Linked DNA regions of Mus musculus: regions 1, 3 and 4 are each linked to region 2. The links are chromatin loops, found by intact Hi-C in ENCODE. Cell type or tissue: left cerebral cortex. All regions are shown on one strand.

Evidence for each region. Hi-C counts contacts between places; a loop is a spot of excess contacts. Peaks named below come from ENCODE experiments on the same cell type or tissue, not always from the same donor. Only the 100,000 strongest peaks of a DNase experiment are listed, where the experiment ranks them.
Region 1: a loop joins it to region 2, with 3 times the contacts of the local background. A loop is called at or near these places in 11 of 42 quality-filtered maps.
Region 3: it touches region 2 in a loop (3-fold over the local background); 11 of 42 quality-filtered maps call a loop at or near these places.
Region 4: it touches region 2 in a loop (3-fold over the local background); 7 of 42 quality-filtered maps call a loop at or near these places.

Annotation. Positions count from the first base shown.
Region 1 is chr3:136,891,359-136,899,358 of GRCm38, reverse strand. All of the region lies in intron 8 of Ppp3ca (protein phosphatase 3, catalytic subunit, alpha isoform), which reads right to left. Among named protein-coding and RNA genes, the nearest start is that of 1700006H20Rik, 60 kb to the left of the region's middle. In left cerebral cortex, a CTCF peak has its summit at 3,681 (motif pointing left); DNase peaks (open chromatin) are centred at 897, 3,687, 6,041 and 7,870; H3K27ac peaks cover 986 bases.
Region 2 is chr3:135,882,858-135,890,857 of GRCm38, reverse strand. Slc39a8 (solute carrier family 39 (metal ion transporter), member 8) reads right to left here. Exons shown (of 9, transcript NM_001135149.1): 7 at 6,454-6,661; 8 at 6,072-6,256; 9 at 2,286-4,053. The coding sequence ends at 3,904. Among named protein-coding and RNA genes, the nearest start is that of Gm31243, 15 kb to the left of the region's middle. In left cerebral cortex, a CTCF peak has its summit at 4,096 (motif pointing left); DNase peaks (open chromatin) are centred at 3,080 and 4,087; H3K4me3 peaks cover 213 bases; H3K27ac peaks cover 235 bases.
Region 3 is chr3:136,902,430-136,910,429 of GRCm38, reverse strand. Ppp3ca (protein phosphatase 3, catalytic subunit, alpha isoform) reads right to left here. Exons shown (of 14, transcript NM_008913.5): 9 at 7,202-7,327; 10 at 5,057-5,131. Among named protein-coding and RNA genes, the nearest start is that of 1700006H20Rik, 49 kb to the left of the region's middle. In left cerebral cortex, a CTCF peak has its summit at 4,615 (motif pointing right); no DNase peak of the experiment used is centred here.
Region 4 is chr3:136,991,716-136,999,715 of GRCm38, reverse strand. No RefSeq gene overlaps it. Among named protein-coding and RNA genes, the nearest start is that of 1700006H20Rik, 41 kb to the right of the region's middle. In left cerebral cortex, a CTCF peak has its summit at 4,806 (motif pointing right); DNase peaks (open chromatin) are centred at 3,868, 4,803, 5,170, 6,019 and 4 more places; H3K27ac peaks cover 3,595 bases.

The DNA of each region.
Region 1 (8,000 bases), 1.0 Mb before region 2:
ACATTACACTCCATAGAGACAAGCACAAGTCTGGAAGGCCATGCGCCTGGACAGTTAGTAATATATTCTATAAATAATTATTTAGGATGCTCAGGGCCACTTAAAGTCTTTACATTAGGGCTCACTTTCCTTACTTGAACAAGTGGGTTTATCTAGACCAGTGGTTCCCAACCTTCCTAATGCTACAACCCTTTAATACAGGGTTCCTCAGGCTCTCATGACCCCCAACATAAAATGATTTTGTTGCTACTTTATAACTATAATTGTGCTACTGTTATGAACCATTGTGTAAATATCTGATCTGCAGGATACGTGACTCCTCTGGGGGTCATGACCCACAGATTGAGAACTGCTGATCCAGCAGCTCTATGGGATCTGGTTCCCATGTGAGTGGTGTTAACAAACTTTCAGAAGAAAAACTTCAATATTAATGAGATGAGTGAGCAGTGTTCTCAGTAACTGTTTAGACAATTGCTAACTGGGCTGTTCCTTATTCTCTGCATTAAAAAAAATGAATCTTTAACTTAAAATGCAGAAGTACAACGGGTGTTCTTTTCTCCAGCAACATGACATATTTGTGAGAGAATCCTTTGAACAATCCCGTATTTATAAGGTACTCATAGATTTTGGTGTGGTTTTCACAATAACTACACATCATCACAATGCATAAAAAAACAAATCCAATTAGCCGGAAGCATCTACAATCACGAAATTCACAGTTAAGATTTCATCCTCCGCTTCCCACACCTTCTTCCTTCCTTGACTCCCGCTCTTCACTGTCACTGTCACAAAATGCAACTGGAGTCCTAGCCGTGCAGGTTCCTCTGATGTAGTTGAGACACAAGCACCCCCCACCCAGTGCAGTGAACATAATATAGATGACTGTATTTCCACAAAAATTGGAGAACACCTGCTAAGACTTTGGGAAGAAACAAAGAAACAACAACAGCAAAGACATGTCCTGTCTACAACGCTGGAGCTTCTCCATCCCGCCAGTGAGTTCCTAAGCCCACCCATCACTTATGCTTTGTCCCAGAGGGATGCAGAGACACTGTGACACGTTTGTGGGCCTTAGCTTATTCGCCAGGACTTAAGGTGACCAGACAGAACAGAACAAATGGTTCTCTCACGTAGCTGCCAGTGTGAAAATCTGCCAGAAGAGACTAAGGCAATGGAAAGAATCTGAACCGAACACTCGTGGGAGCTGCCCTGCTCACTCTTCTTGCAATGTCAGAATAATTCATTTTAGAATTACAAGTTACTCAGTGCAGTCGTTTTTATTACACCCGCAGGACTCCATCTTCAGAGGCGTGTTTCTGTACATTTAAAAGCGACAACCAAGGGCTCTGTCCTGCTTGTGGAATGGATCTTATTTACTTATTGTAACGCTGTCAAACAAGGAAAAGACTCTACTATGGAGCTTCAGCTGAAATCCTCTAGTACTTTCAGTAGTATCACTGGCTTTTAATATCCAGTGGAGCCCAAGGAATATAGCATATGCATTATGCTGTTGCAATGCCTCACCATGCACTGCATCTCTGGATTATAGTGAGAGCTTTAGAACCAAGGGGTTTACGCATGCATCCATGCACGCGCATATATGACACACACACACACAAGTTTCATTCATGAAATAATAAAAGCTATCAACACCTTTCCCCATCTATATTAAGAACCAGAGAAGCTGGTAATGAAGCAAGAACAAGTGGCAAGAACATCAAAATCCAAAGGGAGACTGCAAACATCTTGAATTTTATTCTTTTTCTCACCCTTGTTAACTTCTTTCATTTCCTTATCTGTAATTGATCATCTCCTTCCGTCTTAAAGAGATGGAGGAGAGGGAGAGAAAAGCAATAAGAATGTGAAAGATACAAATGGCGGCCTGCTAGAAGTACAATCACCATATTCTATCCAGAAACAGGAAAAAATGCATTAACAGATCCGGGATGTGATTTCCTTCCAATTGCTCCAGCTACGGATGCTCTGGCGGACAAACTAGCATCACCATCCCCTTTGCACAGGCTCCTTTGCAAAGCCCTACCTTCACAGAAGGAGGCGAAAAGACTGGAAGGAAAAGTCCTGAGCTAAGCCCCGTGTGCTTGCAATACTTTCTAGGAGCAGTCTATGACCTGAGCACTATACCACAGGAAAAGGCTTTCTGACTTTGTCAGAGATGCCGTGTATCTTCTCCTAATGACTACTTTCGGGCCATATGATTTCCATTTATTATTATGTAAATAGATGCATGTCTATTCTAGGCATGCACACTTCTCCACAGTATACCGTGCCTCATATGAACAGATTCCACGGTCCCTTGCATTCTAAACCTAACTCTACCTTTAGTTTCTGGTTTCCTTTCTACGTTCTGTTTGATGTTTTTCATTTAAGATTGTAAGACCATCAATGACTTAGGCGAAGAGTAACTAACCAAGCCATGGTAGTACTACATGTGGTGACAGAAAGCCTCTGCAGGCCCCTCACACACTTAGGTGCAAAATGCAAGCTCATGTCATTGTCGAGTTAGACTTCAAGCCTTCAGATTCCAGGTAATTTAACCACAGTGATATTCTTTAGTATGAGATATCAAACTGGTTTACTCTGTGAACCAGTACCCAACACAGAGTTCCTCATAGGCTAATGATTAGTCTCTTCTATGCAATGAGTAAGACAAAGACTCTTTACTACTATTGGCCATAAATAATATGAGGGGAGATGGCAGGAAAGGGGAGTAGGGAAATGTCAAAGACCGTTTCCAAATGACATAAAGCCAGAGCTAATTATACACAAGCAGAAGTCTACAGGCAAGGCCCAGGCGGGAGTGAGGAAAGAGGCACTGTGTCAGCACAGAAAGGAAATGAGGTCCATGGACTCAATAGTGACTCAGAACAAGGATGCCACCACAGGGACAACCCGAGGCCACCACAAACTCCAGCTGGAGGCTTGGCACAGCCTAGAAAGTGAAAGGCTGCCCTGTAACTGCACACAGGTAACTCTCTCCTGGGCATGGTTACCTTGTTACACATGGCCTCCTACCTACCAGCAACACCATTCTCCAGGGAAGCAAAGGAACGCAAGACTGAGTAACACCACGGGGGAAAGGTCAAGACGTTCTAGGAGTCTGCAGTAACGGCCACCCATTGATTATATATTGTTATGCCTTTTTTTTCTGTGTTAAATGATGTGTGGAGAATACTAGATTAGTAGGCCCAGAGTAATAATCTAATCAATCACTGGACTGATCATAAATGCATTTAGTGTGTCAAGCGTGCATTCCCAACTGTTCTTGTTCAACTAGCAAAAGAGCACTCCATAGTGGGTCTGTGTGAAAGATTCAGGGTTCAACATGATGGAGAAGTGGCATCGCAACTCAAAAAATTAAATAAAATAAAAATTTTAATCAGTGAAAAACAAAAACAAAATTTGGATAGAATGGGTATGTACCTCTCGCTAAGAAAACCTCTCAGGCTCATTTTATACAATTAACAGATCAATAAAACTGGCTCTTATTACTCTTATTAGAATTATTTGGGGATACTGTAAAAATTGTTAAGTGGCTGGAGAGATGGCTCAGTGGTTAAGAGCACTGGCTGCTCTTCCAGAGGTCCTAGTTGGAGTCTCTGCATCCACATGGTTGCTCACAACCACCTGTACTTCCAGTTCCAGAGGATCTGATGCCCTCTCTTGGCCTTCTTGGGTACTGCAGGTATATGGTGCACAGATAATGTACTCAGGCAGGATACCCATATACTTAAATAAAATAAATTTTAAAACACTTTGTTAAATTAGCTTACAAATGCATTATGTTTCTTCACTGCACTTTCAGAATACTTCACTCTATACAATCTGGAAAAATGAAACTCAGTAACTGCATCAGCAATGAACAATGTAAGGCAAGTATCTTGCAGTATTACTTTGCTGGAGGCTTGTAATTCCCACACTGGCTACACTGCTTAGGCAGTGGTGCTTTTTGCAGAAGTGGGAATGCTGTTCCAGCCAAGGCACGTGAGTTCTATATGGAGTGATTCGATTAAAATGCAGAGTAGATGCTGGTGAGATGGCTTAGCATGCAGAGGTGCTGACACACGGTCTTGATGATGTGAGTTCAATGCTCAGGTCCCACAAGGGGACAGGAGACGAGTGACTCCTGAAAGCCTTCATCTGACTGCCACAGTTATCCTACAGCAAGCACACATCTGTATTCGAACACACATACATACACAATTAACTAATTAAAATATGTAGTGGGTGTATTAGATCTTATGTCTTAATATGTGATTTTCTATTTTATGAGTTTCCCACATGTGAAATGTCTACATAGATTCCAGTGAATACTTCTCTGAAATGACCCTAACAACTGGCCTCTAACAATGACATAACACAACAGAGCCGAATAAACACAAGGAGGGGTGGAAATGCTGTGTTCTTCTGAGTGCATTTACTCTACGGAAATGGGTATAGGGGTGTGAGCAAATTATTCTAAATGGGAAGAGATATGTGGCTAGATGTAAACTTGAAATTTGTTCTGGGTAGTAAGTTGGAGAACTGCTAAAGTTTTCTTTTGCAGGTTATAAAAGAAGGAAGGGGATGTGTTGTGTATTGTGTGGTGAAACTGTAAATGAACAGCTGAAGGACAACCATCTTCTTGGCAGCTCCCGAGGAGCCATGCACTAGCATGTGGCAGCGGATAACAGGAACTACGAAACGACGATGGAATTTCCATGTTGCGCAGCATGCAACCCCAAAGCAGCTCCATTCATCATTTACAGAATATTTTTCCCTTCACTTTATAGAGCTGCCAATGCCCATCCAGTAAATGTAAACAGACCTCTTGCAGGCTAGGATAATTGGGATCTAAGTGTCCATCTTTTGTCCTTGGCATCTCGCAAAAGCTGTCCGAGTGAAGGGAGAAGATACTCAGGGTGAGTGAGAAAGTAACTGTGATAAGGCAGACGGGAAAGGACAGGCAATGGCTTAGTGAACGAGGGAGCCACCACAGGGTGAGATGTTTAGCCCCACCAACTTTCCAAAAGCTGCCGATTAACTACAGGCAAGAGGAAGACACTAACGGGAATGACTGCATGTTACACACACATCTGATCACAGCTAGCATTAGTCCTAAAATTGCCTTATTTTGCAGTCGCTCCACTAGCTACAGTACAGCTAATGTTCTTTGTGGTTATCGTCTCTATCAACGATTAACTGACAGGGAATAAGAATAAGGACTTATTCTTCCATTGACTACGTGGTAGAGAGTCTTGCAACTCAATTTTATTGCATGGCTTTTTAAAATTCTAGTTAACATCGATTTTATTCAAATCAACACTCTGAACGGCAGCAGCGAATAATGGACTCCCACCCCCATATATTGTATAAGCTTCCAGCATAATAGCTTTAAAGTGCTTCAGAAATCTGACACAAAAGTCTTTTGACATTATGTTCCTACGGAAGAATACATCTTTCTTTTATTCCTTTCACTCTCTCTTTTCTCTCGAGAGGAATTCTGCTTGATGAAAAGGTTCCCTGAATGAAAACAGTTCTACCCTCTTCCTGAAGGACCGTGGCTTACCCACAGCAAGAGATCAGAGCTAAAGATCCAGAGAAGTCTCAAAGACTGCGGAGTACCCCCCCTTCTGTGCCCGAGTCTCTGGCTTGTCACATCGGAACTACGCACAAAGAGGCGACATAGCCAGCATGTGAGAAGCAGCTATCAGCATCAGGAAACAATGCTACACAGGAGAATGAGAAGTGTCTAAGGACATTATGGATTGACGTGGAGTTGCCTTGATTCTAATAGGTTAGATTTTATTTAACTGTCAGTGCTATTTGCCAGCCAGCGACTGTCCAGAAAGTATTTGGGGGAGGCACTGTACTCCTTGGTACTTTCTGTCTATTGTTTTGTTGTAATATAATACCTTGTAGCCCAGGATAGGCTAGGAAGTGCTAGCTGGTGATGACCTTGCTCTCCTGATCAGACTGCTTCCCCCTCCCAAGTGCTGAGACAAGTGTGTGCCGCCCACTGCTCCTTAGGTTTAGTAGAAAGCTGACTGAAATACTCCAGCATGATATGGATAATTTATACACTTAAGGTAGATTACAGAAACATGGTGGTGAGTGTTCTGGCCAGTGTCCACGCCCTGAGAAACAATGAAAACCTTTACCTAACTAATTCAAATAATTAGCTTTTACTATCTTAATTCAAAATAAGCTTGTTGCTTAAAAAGTTATTAGTCTTTACTTTTTATATCTTTCCTACAAAATCTGAGCATTCTTTGTGCCTAGATCAAAATTTTAAACAAGGCTCTCTCTAACCATTCAGCAAATTACTTCTTGTGGGGTACATTTCATGTAGCTCCCTTTAGTTGAGACACTATTAGTAAATCCCCACACCCTGCTTTATGCACTGCCTCTGAGCACACAGCATGCAGAGAACATGCTCTGTTGTACTGGGCATTCTTGCCTCTCTAAGGACAGCACATCTTTCCTGGGAACGGATATCCATGGATATCCACCCTCCTTAGCTTCAGAGGAAGGCCTGTCACAGTCAGTGTGGCCTTAGACAAGGTTATGTGGCTATAGTAAACACCATTTAGCCTTCCTCACTCTCTGGACTGAGGCGAAGGTCTAAGCATAGAACCCACTTACTGCAGGTAAAAGACACATACAGAGAGATGGGTAAGGGGATATGATTCCTGGTAGCATTACAACTTATGGGGATCGGGGTTTGGCTATGAGCAAGAGAAAGTACTTACTATGCAGACAAAGTAGAGTGTATAAGGCCAACAAATGCAGCAAGCTGTCAAGTAGTCCACAGACACTTGGGGATAATGGAGGTCAAGGCCTTTATAGGGTATCCTGGACTCCAGGCACTGGGTAAGAGTGTAACTGTCCTGTCAGGAAGGAAGCTATTCTAAAGGCACACTTATGCACCATGTTGGAGCTATTACACTGTTGAATTTCCCCAGGAATTTCATGCTGGGAGAAGAACAAGAAGCTGAAGCCTGGTGCTAGCCAGAGGGGACACGTGTGCCCTGGAAAGAGAATCCACTTAGTGCTGACAACTGTCAGATCACCCTGTAAGAGAAGCCAGAGCCAGATGGCAATCACGGCCTGGACCACACCGTGACCAGGACAGCTTCACTATACATATCTCTTACCCTCAGTTTCATGTCAGGACCCTAAAGATGCACTTGGAAGGGCAGGGCCAGTAGACCTCTCTGTCCCTGTTCCCGATATGGACACATGGAAATGAATCCCCTTTCCCTGTTTCTCACTATTATTTATTCAATTGTCCCATTGAGGAAGTTGGCCTAGTCTGGCTTCTGGGTGCTATCACGGTTAAGGCCTGGATGCCACGTTCTGTAAGAGGATACCTATCACATTAGCTATAGTCTATGGGCTGTTGGAATTCCAGTTTCAAAGATGCTCAGAAACAAGGGTGCCTTTCCCCCTGCCCTGCCTGAACCTCGTACATTATTTGACTGATTTCACTTTTTCTTAATATCTAAAACTCACACTCAGAGACATGACCTCCATAACACCCAGACCAATGACTACTAGACCTAATCCTTTCTCCACATTTTACATCCGCTGTGAAACAAGGTAGGGCAAGTCATTGTTAGATCAGGACAACTTTCTGGAGAAAGGAAGATCCCTACCCCTCCATCTTTCCTTTGCTTATGGAAGGACATGATGCCCTCTGGCTGCCCTGTTTGTTTCAGAAAGCAGGTAGGGAATTTCATCAAGAAAGTGGGTTGTGTAGAGTGTGGGTAGTATCGTGATTCACGACATCCTGGTGGAGTGATTCTATGAGGGAACAACTGGCTACAGGCGCTCACTTTGTATAGTGGAAGGGTGAGCATCAGCGAGGAGTTACCCTGAAGCTGAAGATTCTTTTTAAGGAATTGAATCCACTGCACTTGCTCAGCCCAGAAAGTGACTCACAACAGGGGCTCAATAAATATAATTGGCACTTCAAGCTGTGACTTCTCTTTGGCTAGACA
Region 2 (8,000 bases):
TATGTGGAGTTAAGAGTTCAAAGCCAGATCTCCAGGAGACATCTTAAGATATGAAGCATCTTGGAAGTGAGAGCCACAGTCTATCTGAGACTTTCATTTGTCAGCACAGTAGACAAATAGTAATAGACTCGGTTCCTAGAGCTATTGGGCCCCATGGGCCCCATGTTGCAGCTCACAGCTCTTCTATCAAACTAAGAGAAGACCTCTTAGTTCTTATACATCAAACCCTCATCATGGAGATTCGACCATTTTCTTACAACATCTAAGAGCCACCTTCATAATATCATGTTCTTCTCACCTGTAGACGCCATTAGAAACTATTAAAATGTGGTGGGAGGGAATATGCCTTGTAATTAACAGAATGATATTTGGAGTTTCTAGTTTATCCAGTTTCTTTCACTTTAATTTTATTAGCAGAGTCTCTGGTTCTGAAGGCACAGAGAAATTTAGAGTTTTCAACTAGGAAACCGAATGGACATGAGAACATGCTTTGCGCATCCTTAACATGGAAAGGAAGCTGACAGAAAACCAACCACGGGAATTGCGACCAGTGGTGTAGAAAGAAAACCAAGTATCCATTAAGAATGATCTGTGGTATCGTAGCCAAGAGGATCATTTGAGAATCTCTTGTACGGCAACAGATCTTTCCTAACACAGAAATTGTCTGGAAATCATGGTAACTTCCTGCTAAAATCAAAAGGAGACCTAAAGGAAGATAATGCTGAGAAGAGTTAGGAGAAGCAGGCCATTTAAATGTAGGAAACCAGAAATGCCCAATAGTGCCTAGAGTCTCGCTGAACATCTAGAAATCATTATGACCATACATAGCCTCCAGAGATGCCCAACACTGAGCTCACACATTGGCTACATTCCACTGCTGCTGCGGCAAGAAACCAGGACAGATGAGCAACTGGCAGCTAAGTAAACCTGAGTTATCCTCACTAGCTCTGAGCCATGACACAGCCACACATCCCAACTTGTACAGGTAAAGGAAAGGAACTATTTTCATTAAACAGATTTTGGTTATTATTTAGATATTAGAAGAGGGAGATACCTCTAGAGACTTTTGATGAATTATCATTAATGTCAGGTATCTTCATTCAGGAAAAATAACAGATACTTTATAAAAACTGCTTAAGACTGATTGAACCTGTTTACACTTTACCCATAAGTGGACTTAGGCATCTATTATCTCTTCCACATGAATTTGCAGTTCCAGCCACAATGGGAGCCACACCCTAGTACCATGGCTCTATCAGCTGGCTACCCATCAGCACCTCTAGTGGAAGCTCACCCACTTTGTGAGCTTCAGTTTCCTAAGGTGCTTTGTGACACAGCATTACCATGGTAACAGGATCTTCTACAGTACCCAATAAGTGCCAGGAATTAATACATATTCTTTAAAGTTTAGCAATGAGTAATATACAGTATTTTTTATTTATTCTGGTAGCATCTCTAAAATCTAATGATTATGCTGTCTTAATAAAATGGTGGTTGTAGGTTCTCCTCCAATATCCACTACTCAGTGGCTAGCTAAGTTTGCCATAGTAGGCATGATTTCCATCTTGCTGAGTAAACAAGTCTAACTAGAGAGCTGCTACCAAAGTGAGCCAAACAAGCCAGGAAAAGAGAAAGTAAGCGATGTCCCTCCACGTGTTTTGTTTGAGTTCCTACCTGAGTACCAGTTCTAACTTCCCTCAGTGATGGTTTGTAATCTTCAAAATGAAATAAATCCTTTTTTCTTCAAAAAACTAAGATTATATGGCAAATGCTCCATAGGAAGTATGTTGGCAGGATTATGCTCACTTGAAGAAAGTTAATCAGGATAAAGTAAATGCCATCCCGACTTTCCTTCTGCCTCCAACAAACAATTGCCTCTTGTCTTTAAGTCATCGTCACCCAAAGTCCTTCATTCTCCATGGTAAAGGGAAAGGATGGAGAGCCAGACCCACAAAAAGCAGGCCAAAGAGTCAATCTGCATGTACACTGAGAATCACTAAACTATCTTTTCAAAATATTCTTCCATAAGTCATTTCATTAAAAATACATACAATCTGTACTTTTTAATGTTTTATATATATATGAATGTACTATAGCTGTCTTTAGACACACCAGAAGAAGACATCAGATCCTATTACAGATGAATGTGAGCCACCATGTAGTTACTGGGAATTGAACTCAGGACCTCTGGAAGAGCAGTCTGTGCTCTTAACCACTGAGCCATATCTCCAGCCCACAGCATATACTTTTAAAAAGCAAGGATTGTTAAGCACTGAAACGAAAGGTTATACTAATATAGATTGTGTTTATTGAAATGAAAAATTAGTCTTTGTAGGATTTTTTTGCTAGATATTTTTAAAATAATACAACATCAGTTCTCTACTTGCCTCTCTTCTCATAACACCAGCCACATGATGTCACTCAAAATAAAGACATATTAAGAGAAAAATAACTGACACGGTACATGGTTTCAAAAGCTTTTACTGTTTGGTCAAATAATATTTTTTAATTGTCAGTCATAAAGTGAGAATACACATAAACATATATGTTAAAGTTTATCAAATCTGCACTGTTATTACATGAAAATGTGTTTGGGCTTATAGGAAAACATAATTCCTGAGATAACTTGGCTTCTATTACTAATTCTCATCACTGTCAAATCATCTTTTTTTTAAGTTACTTGGGAGTGTGAATTGAAATTAGGATGTTCAATTCAGACTGATCGTCTACAACGTGCTCAAACACTCAGTGAGCTGTGTGTTTTACGAAAGGTAGAAAGAGTATGCTGAGGTTTTCCATCCAACGGTATACCATATGGGAACAAAGCACACTGCACATAAAAGAAGCCGTCTCTGCTGACTGTCAATCACCCCTAATGAGCACATGCCTCCTCCACCATCAGTCTCTGACACAGCCCAGCCCAGCTGTGATTTTTGCATTTATTGAAATTCCCCCTGCTAAATAATTATGCTCATCTTTTAAAAAGTAAATTGCTCACAATTACATTCAATTTCTCTCTCCCACCCAACATATTCTCCACCATGACAAAGCAATCCCAGAGCATGGCAAGACTGAGTTCTAACCAGTCTCGCATACTCCTCAGGCATTTCTGTTGGCTGGAACCACAGCATAAATCATAGCAAAGCAATTCTGGTCTTCTGCAGGGTGTGTTCAAGCTTATAACTCAGGGACCAAGCCCTGAGCCCAAGCCTTGCTGGGCTAGCAAGCCTTTCATCCTTTCCTAATTCATGTTACTTTGTATTAGCTTTCAAAACAATCCTACAGGTCGCCAACTGAGACATAAAGCTGAACAAACGCTGTGCGCTATCTTTCTGGGGTTCGTTAAGGCACTGGGATCGGTCCTGCATGCACTGGAGCTGTCTGTCTTGATTTTCTTCCTCATTTGATGCACCTGCCTTTAAAAGCAGTCAAACACATTAATTGGAAGAAAACCACTCTGAAAACGCTTGAGGTTTTTGTTGTTGTTGTTGTTGTTGTTGTTGTTGTTGTTGTTTACCCAAGCAAGTTCTGAAACCTTACATGACCCAGATTGTGTTTTTCTCTGGATCTGTATGTCTGCTTGTGAATGCACGTGTTTGCTTCATGATAATTTTCTAATATGCATAAAATATTGAAAACCAGGTATTTACCAAAGGCCCCATACACCAGCCTTTGCAGTCTGAAACCGAAAACCTTTTAAGGAAAAATTTTAACAACAAATTTCACCTATTCTACATATCTGAAACCAGTCATTAGATTCCTTAGCCTTTAGTTGAAAATAATAAAAAAAAAATCTCTTTTAACTAAATAGGATATACTTTTAAAAAAACAAAAATCCCTATGGAGATGTTTCTGTGTTGTTATTAAATGCCTTCCCGCGTTGACGTTATACTCCACTTCCGGCTACTGCAATTCGATGTCTCCTGCGTACAAGGTGATGAGCAGGATGGCAGTGAAGCCGGTTAACATCCCTGCATTCTGGATCATGAAGAAGGTGAAATCCGTTTGTCTTCCAGTTACTTTTTCTCTCAGCATGTCGTTCATCTCTGGAAACTAGAAGACACATTATTAAATGGCTGTCGCCATCTTGTGGTGAATCCTGAAATGCTCGTCTGGGGTTTCTGCACAGGAGCTGAGCATTTCTTTCATTTGGGACTGGATCGTACCAATCAATGTTTTGCTTCAGGTATTGAGGAATCCTAGTATTCTGCGGCATCCACGGTAAAACTATCGAAAGGTCACACAGCCAGATAGAATGTACCTGGCTTGATGCGTTCTCTCCTCAACTCTCTTCCCATATACAGCTGTCTACACCTCAAATTTTAAGGAATTCAACCCGGTGGGTTTCACCCTCAGGCACGCATTTCTGTTTACTTCCGTTAGCCCTTACTATACTATACTATACTATACTATACTATACTATATTCTGCTTCATCCCCATTAGATATGCTATTGTTCCTCTTATCTCATAGTATTTTTAAGTATGCCATGTTTTACTTTGTTGTTTCTTGCTTAGCCCAGGCTGCCCTACTATGTCACTATGTCACTATGTAACTAATGACGATCTTGGACTTAATAATCACCCTGCCTTGTGCCACCACAGAGTTGGTGAAGTGTTGGGTTTTTTTCTTGTTAGATGGTGACATTTTTGTTTGCTTAAATTCTGACTTTGCTCCTCTGGAGAGAAACACTTATGGAAACCGCTTCCCCGCCCATCTCATAATTTTTCCGGGCTGACTGGAGGGGAAAAACATTTGTGTAACTGACTGAACCTGTTCTTTGAAGTAGCTTTCTTTACTGTTCTGGTTTCTCCATTGTGCTTGCTCTTTCCTCCCAGAGCGACAAGATTTTTTAATAAATTGTGTATTGGTCCAGTGTTGAAGATTATAATACTTTCATTATAGTGAAAACAGATAAAAATCCTAGGTGTTTTTAGTAAATAAATAAATGTTCATTCTCAGCCACAGCATCCACTGCAAAGGTTACACAAGGGGACATGTATGTCCTGTTTTAGAAACACAAATTGCATGATGTGTTATAAATGCTGTGGTACCCTGGATGCAGCCATGCCAGGGATCTTCAGACTCCAGAGGCAGGTCAGAGAACTGGCGTGAAGTTCTTACAGGGAAAAAGTTGGTGACATCTCTAACATGAGGAAACTACTATGTCACATAGGACATCACCTGTATCGCTTCCATAAAGGTACCAACTTTGATAGAACTTTTTTGTGTCATGGGAAGAAATGGCCATCTGGAATAAAGACAATGTGCAAGGTAATTCTGGGCAGAAAAATGTAAGTACTGTGGGGGTCTAAGAGCTAAATCCTGCCTTTTTTAAGGGTCTTTGATGAACAGCAAACTGGGCCAGACACTTACAGTTTGGAGCTTGTAATCCAAAGGAAAGATGTTATTAAATTATACGTAATACATTAATTTCTAAATATAACCCAAATACTCTTTTTTATACTCTGACACTTCATTCTCTAGAAATCTGTCCAAGGTATGCTTGAAAACACACAGGGTATTTTTCTCTACACACACACACACACACACACACACACACACACACAACCTACAGACATAAATAATACTGACTCAAATATATATTTATTGTCCAATATTAATTTCTACTTAATTTAGTGTAATATTTTAGCTTAACTTCAAAAGTTTTCAGTGTGAATCACTTTGAATAAAAAAAGTATTTCGTCTACCAAGTTATTTATTCTTCTAAATGTGACATTCTTATGCAACTGATGGGTCAGGCCTACTATAAGAGAAGACGGGTTTAATTCATCACATATTAAAAGGAGTCCTTAGAAAGTAGCTCCCACTATTAAAAGTGCTTACTTTATCCATAAGATCAGTCATCAAAGAATCAACGACAGCCATTCCAAGCTACTGTTAGCACAGGTTACTCACAAAGCGAGAGACGCTGGGCCAGAAAAGGTCTGGATCCCCAGCCTTGAAGACCTTGAAGCCAGTGGGAGGCCGAAGGCTGCCCTTCAGCTCGAAACCCAGGCTCTCATTTGTAAAAATCAAAGTAACACAAAATAAAATACTTGAATCTCTTACCATATCTGCCAGAGAAATGTAGAGGAACATGCCTCCAGCGAGTGCAAATATAATATTGGGAGCAAAATTGTTGCCCACCAAAATGCCGAAAGCTAGTCCCACGTAGCAGGAACACGCGGAGAGGAAGTTGAACAGCAAGGCTTGCCGGGTGCTCATTCCTGCATTGAGCAAGATCACAAAGTCCCCTGGAAGAAGAGAATATCAAGTGAGTTGTGCCTCCTTCTGTTTTGGAATAATAATAATAATAATAATAATAATAATAATAATAATAATAATTAAAAAAAAAAAACTTCCAACAACAGATCATTCATCTCCGTGTATGATTAGGGTCTGCCCAGTCTAACATTCGACCGCCCCTTGCCCTGTGCCCTGAGGTGCTCACCTAACTCATGAGGAAACTCCTCACACAGGATCGCTATGGACGTACTGAGCCCCTGAAGAAGAGACAAAGTACAAGATGCCCCAATCGCCAAGCCGTCGATGAAATTGTGGAGGGCATCACAAAGCGTGATCATCCAGGCAATTGTTCCTATTTCTGACAGTTTGGGCCCCTTCAGACAGGTACATGAGCTTGGCTCTGTTTTTCCATCCTGTAAAAACAGCAGGAAAAAAAAAAACAAAACATGATATCCAATATTGCTTGAACATTCAAGAAATCCAGAGAACAAAGAAATAGGTTATGTCCCAGGGGAGACAAATTGTTCCAACTAAAAGTCACTGGTAGTGTATGTGAAACCCTAACAACATATCACAGAGGGGAGAATGCTTACAAAGGGACAGATGAAATGAATCACTTGACACACCTTGAATGAGCCACATAGCAGATGTTTTTTTTTAATTACCCATTTTCTTCATTTACATTTCAAATGCTATCCCAAAAGTCCCCCATATCCCCCCCCCACAATTCCCCTACCCACCCACTCCCACTTCTTGGCCCTGGCGTTCCCCTGTACAGGCATATAAAGTTTGCAAGACCAAGGGGCCTTTCTTCCCAATGATGGCTGACTAGGCCATCTTCCATAGCAGACATTTTAAATTGGTGGCCTTGTAAATCAATCCTTTGACTTGCATGAACAAATCCTTACAACTGCCTTCCTAAGATGTAACAGATATTAACCTAGGAGTTTGATACATTTGCACATCTAAAAGTTATTCAAAGACTAAAATGAAAGTCATCTTCGTATTACCATTTAAATACGGCATCAATTATTAAAGCACAATGACATCAGGAAACGTTCATTCCACTTCCCATGTCACTGTGTGACCATTAGCAGATTAATCTGTCCGTTTCTGAAGCGACTATACAATGATCCATTTGTTCCTCAGCAACTCGCCAAGTTGACTGCGTTCTGGTTACTGTGCCAGGTGCTCTAGATCTCTGTGAGTCTTAGATATTCTATGAAGTGTGATAAGCACAGGCTTGCCTTAACACCAACATTTACTTGATTTTAAAATAACAATAAAAATAGAAAAATCCTCCAGCAGGATTTTCAAGTGAGGATTTTTTTGTGAGAATTTTGAGTTCCATAAAATCAACAGTTTTTAAAGACCCCAATGATAAACACCTGCTAAAGCACTTTGCAGAAGAAGGTAGTACAATGTAAACTTGACTGTGAATACAAAGCAGTTTGCACCTAACTAGAGAACATTTTGTTCCCAAGTCTTCTCCCCATCTCTATCTAAGTGTCCAGTCAGAGTATTTGTTGAGCAGCTGCAATTTCTCAAATACTGTGAAGACTGCTATGGGAAAGTCAAGTCTCTGTCTTTGAGAGGCATATCTGCATTAGAGAAATGAAGAAGAAATTTTACAGGCTGAGTTGTTTAAAGCTGCACAATATATAGCCAACAGAGAGGGACTTTTTTCAGAGTGTCTGTCTGAGAGCATTAGCATATATTCTAATGTTGCTTCTTTGCTAAAGACACTGTGGC
Region 3 (8,000 bases), 1.0 Mb before region 2:
TTTCTGCACTATCCCTCTTCCTCCTTTCCTGGCTCTCCTGCCTCTCTTTCTAGCTTTCTCATTCTTTCTCATCATACTGATTCCAAGGAAGAGACTTAACAATGGTAATTTTAGGTCTTGGACATCTCAAGTACCGGAGAAGAGGCGATGCATCAACTAGTCTGTGTTCAGATTCTTGTTTTCCTAGCTACACAGTTTTAGGTTTTACATTGACAGACTTGACTTTGCTTCTTACGTAAAAACAGGGACAATAATAGTGCATCCACCAAAAGGTTATCTTCAAGACTATAGATAATAACAACAGCACACCAAACTGTCTAATAACCTTAAAACAAATCATCCTTAATTGTTTCCTTGCTGTCCAAAATGATAAAGTTAATGAAAGTGTTTATTCTGTAGCAGTAACTGAGAATGATGGGTGACACTTTTAAGTATCGGCTGCTGTCACTCAGCATCACCATCACTAAATCCTAAAGGGGACGTGACAGACCTGGAAGGCAATGCGGGGAATCCCTCCTTGCTGAAGGCCTTGCAGACACTTAGAAGTCAAGTTGATATGACAGGAACATGAGCTGCAAGCTCCTATTATTACCCCTGACTTTTTAGTTGCCACTGGGTATGGGGCAGAATCCTGAGAAGGGCTAGATAAATCACTCATCAGGAAGCGTCCTCCACCTAAACTAAGCAGCAGTCAAAGGAAGAGCTTTAATTGAGCTCTTTGATGTCTGTAGCAAACAGACAAAAAGCCTGGCAGGAGCCCAGGGCCACCCCTCAATGATAGACAGGTTCTAAACTGGTGAAGATGGGATGGAGGTGGGGTGGGGGACAGGCGTGCAAGCCTCCCTACAGTTGAGGATGCTGCAAATAAAATAAAGTCAAGTATATGCTATTGTATCCCAAAGAGATGACAGTGCTGCAGGGTGTCCTGTAAGCTGTTTTTGTTTTTTTTGAGCATTGCAGATAGCTATGTATTTCAGAGTCATGATAAAATAAATTGCTAGGATTAACCTTGTTTGGTCAGTCCAAAACGGACAGTACTCAGAACTGAACATATTTGCCATTAAACGTTTATCTCTGTGTATTGACCCCTTATTGGGGGACATTTCTGAAACCTGAACTAAATTTCAGGCATATTCATAACATGAAATGAGAATTTGGCATTCAGTTTTATCTGTTTCAGACTTGGGATCTAAAGGTGCTTAATTTTCAAATAAGGACAGACCCCGAAACTGCCATCCACCTTGGTAAGAGCTGCCCATCTTGCACTGGTCCTAGAGGATGTTGGATGTTCTTTATCCATTTAATGTTGGAATTTTCCTATTAATGTTCTGTTCCTACCCTCTATATGGAGACACCATAGAGGAGAGAGCAAGTTAAGCATTCTCAGGAAGGAATTAGCTTCTATCAATGGAAATCAATTATGAGCTGCAGAGAACACCTTCCCTTGTGGGATTTAATTTTCCTTGTTTAGCTCCCCTCCACTCTTCCTTTAATAAAGATATATGTGCATTGTAAATGTATTAGTGAGCGTGTGGCTGTGTGCCAGAGATTAATGTCAGGTGTCTTCCTTGATCTCTCTTCACCTTTATTTTGAGGGTTGGCATCTCTCAGGGAGCCTGAAGCTCATAGATTAGTCTCTATTGGGTGGCCAACGTGCTTCAGTGACTTGCCTTTCTTCACGGCCCAGGGCTGGAACCGTAGGTGTGCGTTACCACCCCTGTCTTTCAAGTGGGTTCTGGGGATCAGAATTTAGGGCTGCATGCTCACATATTAGCTTAGATAACTTTCCCAGCTCAGGGGTGCCTTTGGGAAACTTGAAGGCTGTTCTGCAAGGGAAACTTGGGACTATGATGCCACCATTTGCTGTGGAGGCCCATCAGTCAGGGAGCATCTTCCCTTATGGCTACTGACAACTGTTCTCTCTCCTCCCATAATCACATCCACAGAAGAAATGCTGAAATGTGTGAGCATTCTCTGTAGTCTAAGGGAAATCAATGGTCAATGTTGTGTAAGGATAAGAAAAGAGTAGGATAAACAATCAAGAACTTCCTGCTAAGCAGGGTATGTTGTGTCCAGGACACTAAGGACAAATGGTATATACCTTCTTCAGGTTGCTAGCAATGCTTTTCATTCCTTCTGCTCATCTCCAAACGTGTAGCAATGACATGGAGGGATCAAGCACGTTCATTAGAAACCCAACATTTTAAAAAGTATTAATGCTGCTTGAAAAAGTGGAAGCACGGATCATGTAGGTTATGTACATCTAGCAGAAGTGACTTCAACTAACAAATGATGCTGTTCAAAAAGGAAAAGGTATCGATTGATACAACGGTTGACAGCGATGGAGCAGGGAAGGAATGTACAGTTAGGTATCAATTCCACCTGGAGAGACTGAGCTGGGTCCCCCCCCCACCCCAGATCAACTCTCTGCACATGCGTTGGGCAATACTGCATTGATCTGAAGGACACACCCTAACTTTTAGAGTGGTGGGACGTGCTTGGAAAGAAAAAGGGATCTTCCAAGAATGGCTGAAATTAATTATTTTAAAGCAGATTGTCTCCCAAACTATCTCTGCATGTAAGCGACTGAGAAAGAGTGGATAACCAGTTAGTAGCAGTGAGGCCATGAAGCCCTGCTGGGTCAGCCTGTCAATCATAGCCACCTGGGATATCTTACAGGGCTGATACCTACCGGATGCTCAACAAATCATTTGCTATTGGAATCCATTAGGAGGCAATTACCACCACGTGTTCTTAGTCTACACAAAGTATACTTTATAAACGTTGGCTGATGAACTTGGCTAACATGTTGATTTGTTTACTGGGAAGTTTATCATATTAATGCTAACTAATATTAACTTTGAAAATATCTGCATTCAGAACACAGTATCCCAAATTATGGAACTTATTATGATAATTACTGAAGAAAAGTGGATAAGCCTCCAAATCAATGCTTTTCTGACTTCTTCCCATCCCTCCCTGTGCCTTCTCTCCTTCAGCATCCAGGCCTGTGTCCAGCAGAGAACCTGGGATGCCTCTCCCACAAAGCAAGCCCTAGAAAGTTCTCCATTCCTCTGAAGGCACCCAGCAAGCATGCTGAAAGGCTAAGACGCATCTGGACAGACAGGCTCCCTGCCTTCTTCCTTAGGTGTTTCCCTTCCATAGTACCCCTTTGTCCTGCCACACTGTTGTAAATTTGCTCATTATTTATCAAACGAGACCAAAAAAAATTAGACATTTGTTCTTAGCTTTCTAGGTGGTTTTCTCTGATGGCTCCGGGGCCACCTAATATTCTGTATCAAATCCTTGGACTTTTCTTTTGTGTGCCTTCCTTTTGGAAGTGTGTACCAGCCGGAAACTTTGGGATGGGTAGAAAGGCTGCCTTCACAGTGAGAACAGGAAGGTAGGGAAAAGAAACGTTGGCATAAGGGTCTGTACTGCTGTTTACGATTCAGAATCTTTGGTTAGTAATCTTTAGTTAAAAAAAAAAAAGTAATCTTTAGTTAAAAAGTCTGGGCCATTTATGAAAATGTTATTTTTTAAGAGGAAACACTAACCATGGAAAAGTTAACCATAGTACCTGAGGCTATAATGTGGGAAGCATCTAGAATCTAGACACCTACAAACTGTGACATTAGGCACATTTGCTTAGTTAACATCTAAAAATATCTTTAAGAGTCTTAATAATTATTTTTTTCCTTCTACATCCACTTTCCTCCCAATCCTATTCTTTTGCAATGAGGTGTCTGAAAACAGTTTATGAGGAGAGGTAAACGGGATGAGAGAAGCTGTAGAAAAGAGAAATACTAGAGCTAGCAGTAAATTGTGTGTTTAATGCATATATATGTAATATATATATACATACATATATATACACATATATAAATTCTATATCTCTATATTTATTAATGATATCAATTATATATCAGTTATATATGTATATAGTCTATACTATTTATCCAAGTACATGGTCAATAGACACTTTGTGCTTTTAGCTGTTATCAGAGTTCATACACTAAAATACTAAATCATGCTATCCAAACACTAACTTTTAGAAAGGGCCACCATCTCCTGTTTTACTAAAGTGCTGTTCAATGGCTCTTCATTTAAATTAATCAAAGCATCTACTTCTATCTTTGTCTTTCTTCTTTATTCATTATGTCTTATTCCGATGACACCGTCTCTTTCCACCCCAGTCCCTCTATGAAGATTCTGCTTTCTCCAAGGCACTGAGGAATCCCAAGGACCCTGCACAGGGTAGGACGTACTAATATACATGAAGAAAGTTTGCTCTAGCGTGTTCCGACTCTTGCCACATCCTTGTCTCTTCCATGCGTTTCAGGTGCTTCACCAGGGCTCCCAGTCATCGTCCTTCTACTTTTAACCTCACACACCTCTCTGTCTTTGGAGAAAAATCTAGTGTTTGGAGGTAACTGAATTATCGTAGAGAATCTCAAAATAAGTTAAGGACTCTCATGAATTCATCTTTACATATTAATACACAGAAAGAATTAACAGTTGAGGTCATCAACAGTGCTTAAAAAATGAAAACTGTAAAGACATGGGGGCAGCTAGTGGAAATGGCAGATGAAAGCAGGGGGCGCTGTGAGAGATAGCAGACCTAAGAGCACACAGCAGAGGGCACTGTTAGAGATAGCAGACCTAAGCACACACACTTACCCACATGAAAATGTCTTCCTTTACCACACACATCAAGATAAATGATAGGAGAGAGGGCTAGAAAATAGTTTTTTTTTTTTTTTTTTTTTTAAGGAGGTTAAAGGTTATGGGTGAAAGTATATCAAATAGCAATGTGGGTAACTGAAAGATGGTTATTAAAATGGTTTACATTTCAACAACAGCTTCAAAGTAATAAATAGGGCAAGCCTCTCATGGTTTCATTTCTGACATTTTCTTACCTCAGACAAAATGCTTTCACTTTCACCATTATGATTTAAACATAATCTGAAATCTTAAAAATGCATGACCAGGGTTCGCATGGAGATCCTACGTAATTACAGGGCAGATGGGATGAGTGCAAAGCTTAGCCTCTCACCGTCAAATCCATCTTCTTCTGACCCCAGTTCATCGTCGGAGCAGATGTTGAGAACATTGACCAGCATCTCAGTCACTGTAGCCAGACATGGAAGAGAGGAAAGACAAGCCCCAGGTGTCAGCCATAACTACTGCTCCGTCAGCGCTCATCTGCGCCTCGTGCTTATCTCAGATGAAGTCACTTCTATGTCTCTATCCCTGTCCTTAGCATCTGGATCTATATCTGCCTTTACGCATCATACGAGATAACATGCTGTCTAATCCCATGTAGGCTTTTAAAAATAAAATTATGATGTCATTCTTATGAAATCCCTTACTAATTCTTATTAAATATAGGTCAATAGAAGGTGTGCGTGGGGGGGGGGTGCAGGGGGGGGCCAACAAATGCTGGATGAGAATACCCTGTAAATCTATAAGGGAGAAGAGAACTGTCTTGGAATTTTGTGTTTATCTTCGCAATGATGCTGCCCGGTGTAGATTAGATTACAGACTTCTGTTGAGCAGACTGAGCGAATGCCAGATCTCTTTCAGTTAATTTGTCTAATCCTCTGGAGACTCCGTCCGTGACAGGTGAGGAGCTGTGTATTTAATAAAAACGGCCGATAGATGAGCTAATGTATTTGAAGGAGATTTGGGAATATTGATTTTTTTTTAAGAAATAAATATGTTGACAGAAATATCATTAAATTTGATTTCCAAAAATAAGGTTTTAAGATACTTTGAGATGAACCAGAATTTAGTAAAGTAAATAGATGGTAATAGGTTTATGGAACAGTGAGCGGCCTTCTTTCCTAGCAATGTGCATGTTATCATGTTTAATGTTTCTTGAAATTTGGTTGGGTTTTATCAAGCAGGTAATGATAGGCCCACACATCTTCAGAAGCTGTTTTTAAGGTTACACAACATTTTAAGAAATATTCTTTAGGAACCAAAGACACACAGAGAGAAACGCCAGAGGTGCCACGCCATTGATCTAGAGTTTAATTTTCAAAGCCGAATTATGTCTTACAATATATCACTGATTTCTTTCATAAAATATGGTCAAAATCTGAATAATTAACAGAAACTGCCCACCTAAAGTGTGTTCTACCATGCCTGGTAGTTGTCAGGATCCAGACTGCCCTAAAGGGTGTTCTAGCATGCCTGGTAGTTGTCAGGATCTAGACTGCTTCAGTGTCCACAGCAGGCAACAGCTGAGCCTGTTGGGATGCTGGCATTGACCAGTGTAGGAACCCCGAGCATGGAGTCCCATGGGTTGGGACACTGTTACAAGGCACCTGTGACTTATTAGGACGTAAGAGAAAACTTTTCTACCGACAACTCAGTACTTGCCTGTGGAATCATTATCAGATAGTTAAATAAATTAAAAATGTCTCCATAAGTCTTGTAGATGCTCAAAAGCCACATAGCTTTTCTCTAAAACTCTGCATAGACCTGACTTTCTTAAGTGCTTGGAAACTTATCTTCACAGAGGCCACCAAGGGACACTCCATGAGGAATGAGCCAGGCTGTCAGTTAGGCCTCCTGGCTCAGAGGCTCCTGGCTTTTGCAAATTTATCTTTATATATCAATCAATACATTTTTTTTCTGTAATTTAGGTTAAGGAATAAAAACGGGACAATGGGGGCAGGAAGAGGGGATGGTAGGAATAGAGGAGTAGGGGAGGGAACAGAAAAGCCCAATTCTGAAAACTGTTCTGTTTTTAATAACTATGGTCTGCTGCGTTAAATGTTACCCTTCTGCATGTTGTGGGCACTAAGCGCTGCCTACAATTGTGAGAAACACAAGGGAAACATGACTATCCTAATTTGTGATAATAAAACTTGACTTTGGGACTATAGGACCAAAGAGTAAGAAGGAAAGATAGGAGCCCTGATAACACCTTATTTCTAGTGTTTTAGAGAAGGCCACATTGTTCAACTGGGACCGTGTTCATTCTCGATATTCCTGGTTTGCTCAGAATCTACTCACTGCATCAGGTCACCAGCCACAGGGCAAGCTGTCCCATCCTTCCTCTCACAGTACAGACCGTGAATGTTACCGTGAGACCATCCCGCTTCTGTCCAAACGTTCCTGCTAACAGAACAGCTCTCCGTTGACTTCCCAGGAGGTCTTATTAAGAACAGCTCAGGGCTTTACAGCATACCTTTCTCCCCAACAAATGGCAGCGACCAGGTGAAAACATCCATGAAATTTGGGAGCCAGTACGGATGCGGGGAGCAGTTGAACTGCCTGATGTTCATCACATTGTTCTCGTACTTCAACACTGCAGCTAAAACATAAAAGCACAAGAGGACAACCGTCAGCGCATACCTCCGTAACTGCGCATGGTCAGGAAGGACAGCAGTCAGCGCGCACCTCCGTAATTGCGCATGGTCAGGAAGGACACCCGTCAGCGCGCACCTCCGTAATTGCGCATGGTCAGGAAGGACAGCAGTCAGCACGCATCTCTGTCTTTACACATGTGGAGTGGATCAGGCAAATTCTACTCTTTGAATTAAGTTCCCAACCATGAATACAAATAGCCTCATCAGCCCCGATTTCCTGATTTATCAACCTAAGCCTTACTCCTTAGAGGATGCCACTGCCTGTACAATGTGTGAGGGGTAATTGGAAATGACATTATCATTTGGAAAATATTTTTGTGATGTAGTTAAGCAATTATCAGGAATCAGATCAAGAGCCTCCTGTAGCCAGGAACATTCTAGTCTTCCTTACTCTCTGATGGTAAGAAAAAAGGTAGCAATGCTAAGTTAGTCTGACATAATTTAGTAAGCTCTCCAGAGACTAGATTCTCCCTGCCTCTCTATCTCTGTCTCTTTGTCTCTGGCTCTCTTTCAACAAAAACAAACTCTTCCCTCCAGTAGCAATCACAATTGTTACATAAATTACATAATTTTAAAATTAATAAGGACGATATTTGGATTTAATACCATATAAAGTAA
Region 4 (8,000 bases), 1.1 Mb before region 2:
ATTGGAGGTATTCCAGGCAGTGGTGGCCCATGTCGCATCTCATGACTTCACCAGAGCCTTAGCTCTCGATACAGCATTTGTACTCTGCACAACATATGCTGCCTCGTCACACAATTCCAGCAAATTTTCACGAGACACTGTGGCTCCGTTTTCAGAATGCTGTGCATTATAATTGCACAGTGCTTGTACTATACACGAACTCAGTTTTATAAAATTGAGTTTCATTCCAAAAAACAAAAGCTTTTTAATATGCTCCAATCATCACTCCTCAGCAAGAGTCAAATTAAGTATGCTTTTGGATTACATTATGTCCGAATACTTGATTTTTAAATTGCCATTTTAATTACTGGTCTGATTTTTTTATTAGATATTTTCTTCATTTACATTTCAAATGCTATCCTCAAAGTCCCCTATACGTTCCCCCCACTCTGCTCCCCAACCCACCTCCTCCTGCTTCTTGGCCCTGGCATTCCCCTGAACTGGGGCATATAATCTTTGCAAGACCAAGGGCTTCTCCTCCCAATGATGGCCAACTAGGCCATGTTCTACTACATATGCAGCTAGAGACACGAGCTCTGGGGGGGTACTGGTTAGTTCATATTGTTGTTCCTCCTATAGGGTTGCCGACCCCCTCAGCTCCCAGGGTACTTTCTCTAGCTCCTCCATTGGGGGCCCTGTGTTCCATCCAATATATGACTGTGAGCATCCACTTCTGTATTTGCCAGGCACTGGCATAGTCTCACAAGAGACAGCTATGTCAGGGTCCTATGAGCAAAATCTTGCTAGTGTATGCAATGGTCCCACCTGGGGATCCATCCCATAAACAGACACCAAACCACTGAATCACTGGTCTGATTTTTAATAGAGATTAGCACAGAATTCCAACAATGTCTGAAGTGACCCTAAATTTATTTCTGCCATTTGTACTGTGTGTTTATGCAAAGTGCCATTCTCAGTAGTGATGATTATATAATGAAAACAGTCAACTCTGAAAACCAACGAAGATGCTATCTGCCCGATGTAGCAAATATTCAACTAAGTTTGCATTCCTTCTGTAGAAGTAAGCCAGCACATCCACCTCGTTAGTGTACAAATTTGCTTTTTTTAGTATGTTGAAACAATGAGTGTTTAAAACAATAGACTTTTAGATGTTTTCTTATGAATAGACATTTGATTTGGGTACCTACTTTATGGACCTGTGTATCTGGAATCATAAAACTTTCATGGGCAAAAGGGGTCATGAATTTGAAAAATTTAAGAAACTGTGATATATAATAACTGGCAAGCCTCCTGAGCTGATTTCCTGGGCACGGGAAAATGCTCTCACTCTGCTACCCATGCCACTACTTTCCCTTTGCCATTTGGTGGAGCACATGTGGAAGACGCACACATGCTGGCTTTGCACGGTTATCCCGTAGCCCACAAGGGTTCTTACTTCCCTGGGCCCCATAGGTGGAGAAAGAAAGGCCTGAGTGCACCTAACTCTGTCAGAGCTTTGGTTAGGTCTTATCAGCCTGCACTGCCTATATTTGCTTTTCAATTGCCATCTTCTGCAGCACATTGTCCTCTCTGGCAGCTTATGCTTCCATCGTCAAGCCAGCAAGTACTTCATCCAAGATAATGTATGGGCTAAGAGCTTTAATGTTAAATAGAACTGATTCATGTCTTTCAATTAATCATACGTCACTGCATAAGTCTGCGCGAAGAGTATTTCATTATCATTAATTAAAGATGTAATAATAGTACTGCCTTCTTTAATAAGATTCATGGATGATAACATAAGATAAATTCATATGAAATATTTACTTTGTAAATTGTGATTAAAATGATCAATTCTAGGAAGAACCAGAAAACATGCTCCATGGGAACAGGGAAGTAGGGCTGACGCACAAAAGGAACATTACACATCGAGACCAGGGTTAGTATCATTCAGGAGTTTGTATTTCTAAGATGAGTTTGATGAAGTAAATCACAAAAATGATGTAAGAAGCAGTAGAGGAGAGTAACAGTCAAAAAAAAAGAGACAGAGCATCCAACATTGATGGAATTGATAAGAGCAGGGGCCAAGGGTTCAAGTTACTCAGAATGGAAATGTAGGGTAAGTAGTTGACTCACAAAACACAGGAGTGCTACAGTTAAATCTCCAATGGTATTTGAAAGGATTATGCCCATTGTTTTTTCTTATTAACAGGCATTTAAGCTATAATTAATTGATATCTTATTTATTAACACCCATCCAGTTAGTTATTAAACCCCTTAAAGGTTGAGGCAAAATGTATCCTATTATAAAGGAATTATATTTGTTTGTCAAAAAGCAGAGCTAAAGGAATGGATAAACAGACTGATAGGTGATCTGGTCTATAGATACAGAGACATAGAAATAATGTCACATGATATAAAGATCAAGAGAACTTTTAGAAAAATATCCACAAGGCAAGTATCTCTGAAGAAATAAATCACAGCTAAGAATTTATTTATAGTAACCTTACTGATCATGTATTTACTTGTTATATATACCTTTCCCAGATTAACAATCCACTGATACTTTCAAAATACAACACAACACATTTGCTCAGAGAGAGCTCACCTATGCTAGCCAGAGAGGATGCTGATTTGGCTTGGAATATTTCTATGTGAAGACTATGTAGCCCTCCAGTGTCCACAGCTTCACAGAGACAGTGCCCTGGGGTTAAGGAAAAGATCTTATCCTGTCCTCCACTAAATGATGCCCAAGTATTTGAATATAACAAAAGGGCAGTGTGATAGAGAGGAGAAAGAGGGTACCAAAATTGTAAGAAGAGCAAATGATTCGAAGGATCCATTGGAGTGGAATGGATGGGTAATATGACATGAAGAAATTCTGAAGAAATAATTTAAAATTAAGATTCTGCTTCCTTAGTAGAGAACATATTGCTCATCACTCACACACACACACACACACACACACACACACACACACACACACACATCCTGTTTTTTTCAACATGGACTTGTGTACTGTTAACCATGTAAAAAGCTCTCTCATTCTTAAGCCAGAGAGTGCAACTCTGAAATGCAAAGCTCGTGACTGGGTGTGGGAGGGAAAAGACTAAAATTAGAGAGCCCAACAAGCTCTAATATTAGGGATTTATTTTGAAAATGTCATATCTAATGAGGGCTAGCGAGGAAATTCTTTAAAAATGATTTGCTTGTTTTCCTATGTTAAAGTTTCTTCTCTCCTAAAGAGGAGAAGTTGCTCGCCTCGCTGTGTTATTTTTAAAGTCCTGCAGCCAGTTTCAGAAAAGCGGAATCATCCAGTTAATCATGTAGAAAAAAATTAGATTCAGTCTAAATGAGGAAAAGATGGACCAGGTCAGAGGTAGGGCAATTAAAAAAAAAAATAGCTGGGTGATGTTTCTCATCAGTCTGTCTGTAACTTGCACCCAAATAGTTAACCCACTAAATTAGATATTGCTTACTGAATTTAAAAGGGGTATCATGTCACCATGGTAACTGGGTTTGCTTAAACATAGCTTGAAATGTATGTACAGTCCAAATTAGTGACAGAGCAGAAACTCAGAGAACAGTGCTGAGCGATCAGCTTGCTAAATTTCCCTACAGTGGGGCGTATGCGCTCATGTTTGAGGAGCCTCTCTTTGGAAGGTTTGTCTTCTGAGGTGTTTGTCCCCAAATCTCAGTCATTATTGCCAGGAAAAACAGTCTTTTCAGTTAAATTTGAAATGGTCACATGAAAATGATCATTTGTTTATACCTACAGCTTGATCAGTTGATATGTGGACAGGAATTGTGTGACCTATCATTTAAAACAGCCTTTCAGATGCTGTTTTATTTGGTTCATCTTTTGGAGTATTTCAGATCATCTTTTCTTGAAAAGCTAATCCACAAATAGCATTTCCACCCCCACCTACTCCTCCTTATGATAAAATTGGTAAGAAAACTGCTTCATGTAAATTTAAAGCAAAAAAAAAAAACCTTTTAAAATGAGGAGATATTGCCACAACTTGGCTTCTGACCAAGAAATATCCCTGGCACTTTTCTAATAATTTTTGGATAAAGAGTTACTTCACAGAAAAGCAGAATAGTTCATACTGAGACTCCATTACATAACCCTGGAGAAAATACGTGATTCTTTGAGTTTTTCAAAGCTTTTTTTCTTCTTCTTGACTTTCCTTGTCTTTTCTGAGGAAATGATTAAATATGATACATTTGGGGAAATTTTATATCATTTACTCTTTTATAATTATTAGGACCTTTATTGGATTTGGTCAGTAACTTGCACAATTCCCATAATGCTAGTGGATAGTTAACAGGAAAAAAAGGACAGTGAACCTTGATGTTTTTCCTGATGAGCAACAATGAGCTGTCTTTCTGCTTTGGGGTGCAGGGTGTTTATAATGTTTGTCCAGTGTCTCCATCCAAAGCCTTCACTCAGAAGGGAAATTGCTACAGTGCACTAAGCCCCAATTATCTGCTAGGTATTTAGTGGAAAATAGTACATCATGTTTTAATTCACACAAAACCTTGATAATTAGAAGTCATCTCCACTGCTCAGAGTGGTTGTTTTCTACCCTTACACTGCTTAAATTAGCAAGCTGAGGTGTAATGTCCCAGAACATGTTCTTTTCAGAAGAGACTCAGCTGATTTTGAATGGTGTGTTATGACTGATATCAGCAGGTGGGTAAGAACTCATCTGCGTTGAATATCCACTGCCCTGTACACCATTACACCGAAGTGGTATGCTTTTTCACGAAAACTCTCATCCCTCTGTTAGCTGATCATTATTGTGAGCATCTGGGAGGGCCACTTGGAGGCAGTAGCAGTATGAGCCAAGCACCCGAGCTTCAAGTCATTGGCATGGTTTGCTCTGAGCTGGCATCTCAACCTCTTCCAGAAAAGAACATCATAGAAACATTTTTCCCCTTGCCAGACCATAATATGCCATTGTAGAGAAATACATCTTGTAAATTGTTTGAGGATATGGATGCCCTGGCCTGTGCATACAGTGAGGAGAATGAAACCAGGCAGGGATTCAGCAGACTAACTCAAGCATATTGATGGCAATGGCTAAGGAGACGGAAGCAGTGGGCAAGGGGCAGGCTCACTTCTGAGTTTCAGCATTTATGAAAATAAGGGGAAAGGTCTAGCATCCACACTCATGAATGCCATAACCTTATGCTAAGAGAGTGAAAATGATGAAAACCTGAAGAAGATGCCCCGTGGAAGGGTGAGGGCAGCATGCTGTGGCGTTGATGTGGTCAGCGAACAGAACAGATGGAAATCTACAGGTCCTTGGAAGTCAGCACTAAAGATGACCTTGCAGAAAATCCAGAGTAGTGCTGTCCTCAGTGTGTCTTACAGACTGCCTTACAGTGCCACAAATCAACCAAGAGTCTGTGTGTCCTTCCACACTTAAGAGTTTTGTTTTATAGAAAATGACCTGTAGCTTCAAAATGTGGGGACAGTATTATTTTATAAATAAAATGAAAATGAAATCTCACTTAGCACAGTGTATCTTTCTTCAGTAATCAGTAAATAAAATATATCCCTTTTAACAGTACAAATATTTATGCCTATGTATTCTTCAAAGTCAAACTCATCTTTAGATGTCTGCTAAGAGTCCTGAGAGCTGAGGAGATGCAACCCACATTGAGCTCTGGGTCCCGACTTCAGTTCTGCAAAAGTTTTCCTGTCTATATTTTGAGATTTAGGCATTTCAAAAGCCCACCTTTATTTTCTCTTTAGGTTGAAAACTGCCAATCAGTGTCCTTTCCTAGAAAAGTCTCCATAGCTTAGATCTGTCCAGTGCTCTAGCAAAAAGTGATAAGGCTAAAGGAAATGAATTCATATGTCAAGGAGAAAAGGAGAGTTTTCTGACTAGTTCAAACCAAGAAGCTTTCTGGCATCCAAGGGAAGATACTGAAGCATGAAGCAACACTTTTGCATATCTTGTGCATAATTTGCCTAAGAAAAGTTTCCATTCATTTGAGGCAACAGACAGGACTTTGGATGCAGACATCCATAAGTATAAATGCAGAGCTGCTCAACGCCAGCTGTGTGCCATTGACCAAACTGTTTAGTCTTTTGGTCTTCATAATTTACATAACCTTCTGGGATGTTGAGAAGAGTGAGACAGAGTGTGTGTGGTGAGCCCAGTACAAGGCCAGATGTCGCTCTTAATTGTGTATTCCTTCTGTTTTCAAGTGTGACCCACTTTTTAAAAGAATTTCAGAGTTCTAGAAGTCATGGGTTTCAGAAGAGCCAAGAACACTAGATATCAGATGCTCAGAATTATGACTGGGCAACAGAGAGCCTTATAGGAAAATGATTATGGTCCAAAAACCATAGACTTTGAAATTGTATACCCTTTGAGATTCTTCTAGGAAAAATAGAACAAAAATATAAGAAATACAATAACTGCTTTGAATATAAGTTTTTCTATTGAGGTTGTATGTTTAAAAAGCAATATCCTTATATTAGAAATATGTCAATCTGGCCCACTCATTTATCATAGACAAAAATTCCAGTTTACAACTCTAATCCAATGGTTTCTCTGAGTCTGGGCTGGTAGCATGGCTGCATATGGCAGCTAGTCTCCCAGAAGAGGTTGGCTATGCCATCATTTTGGCAAATATCTTATAACTTTGTGGCCTAGTTGTAGGCCTTTTTGAATATATTTGCTGACTTAATAAAACATTTCTTTTCTTTTGTAGCACAGAATGAGGATTTAAAACCATTCTATTTGAGTAGATGCATCAATTTAATGTCTTTAAGTAAATAGAGTTAAGAAATGGATATATTCTGTGTATAATTAAGATCAAACATTGTCCAGAAGGGATTGATGTTGCTGACACCACCCTCAGGATAGTGCTACAGACAATAACATCCTAGAGTATCCTTTACAGATCTTCCCTCCTCATCAGGGAAGAACAGTGAACTAGCCACTGAGACCACACTGGAACAGAGGGATGCTCTGTAGTCTGCTGCAAACATTTACCCAATAGTGATCATCCATCCATGCTCTTTACAGAGAGGTTGCATCCACAAAGCAACACAGAGAAGATGTGATACTGTGCTCTCAGACCTCAGAGTGGGATGTGCCGTCCACTAGAGAGCTGTTGCTGTTGTTTTTGATGGTAGTGTTTTGTGTTGTCTAAATTTAATTTACAATGGTATTTTCTCTGACCTTACGATTAAGTCAACTGTGGATGTCAACTGTAACAAATAAAAATTGAATTAAACAACTAATTGTGTTTCATGTATGTCTCTATATTGCATGAGTTATATTAAATCCTTAGACTAAAAATTGTATTTCAGAAATTCAAATTTAGCTTGGTAATCTTTATTTTTACAAGTCAACACTAAATAAAATGCACATACAATGGACATTCCATCCACATGTCAAGTAAGTAAAGTGGTTATTACTAATTATTACCCTCTTCTTGCTGAGCAAACTGAACTTCACCCAGGTTTGAGGACTGGCAGTGTCACTCCACAAGGATTCCAAGGGCTCTGCAATTTCAGCCTTATATTCTTAAATCCCTACCTGCTTCATCTGACTTCTATGATACATACATCACAATGCTGCTTTATATAGCTCACCACAGTGTCAAAATTGGAAGTATTGCACAGTATGTAGATTAATCTATTTTCGGCTGAGAAAGATGAAAGGTTAGTAAGTTGAACCAGAAGTAACCTGTCTGTCTTTTAGGTATCTACCTATTATCTATCCATATACCTTCCCTTTATCACCTCATCTATCTATAATCTACCATGTATCCATTTATCCGTCTGTCCTTCCATCATCTGTAATCTGCCTTAGCTATCTGTCTACATCTATGGTGTCATCTATCTACCATCTTTCTCTAATCATTTCTCACCTGTCTACAATCTATAGACCTATAAGCTGCCTATCATCTGTCATGTATCAATTAAATGTCTTTTATATATCTATAATCTATCTATATGCAGCCTATCTATCATGTACCAATCATCTTAGTTA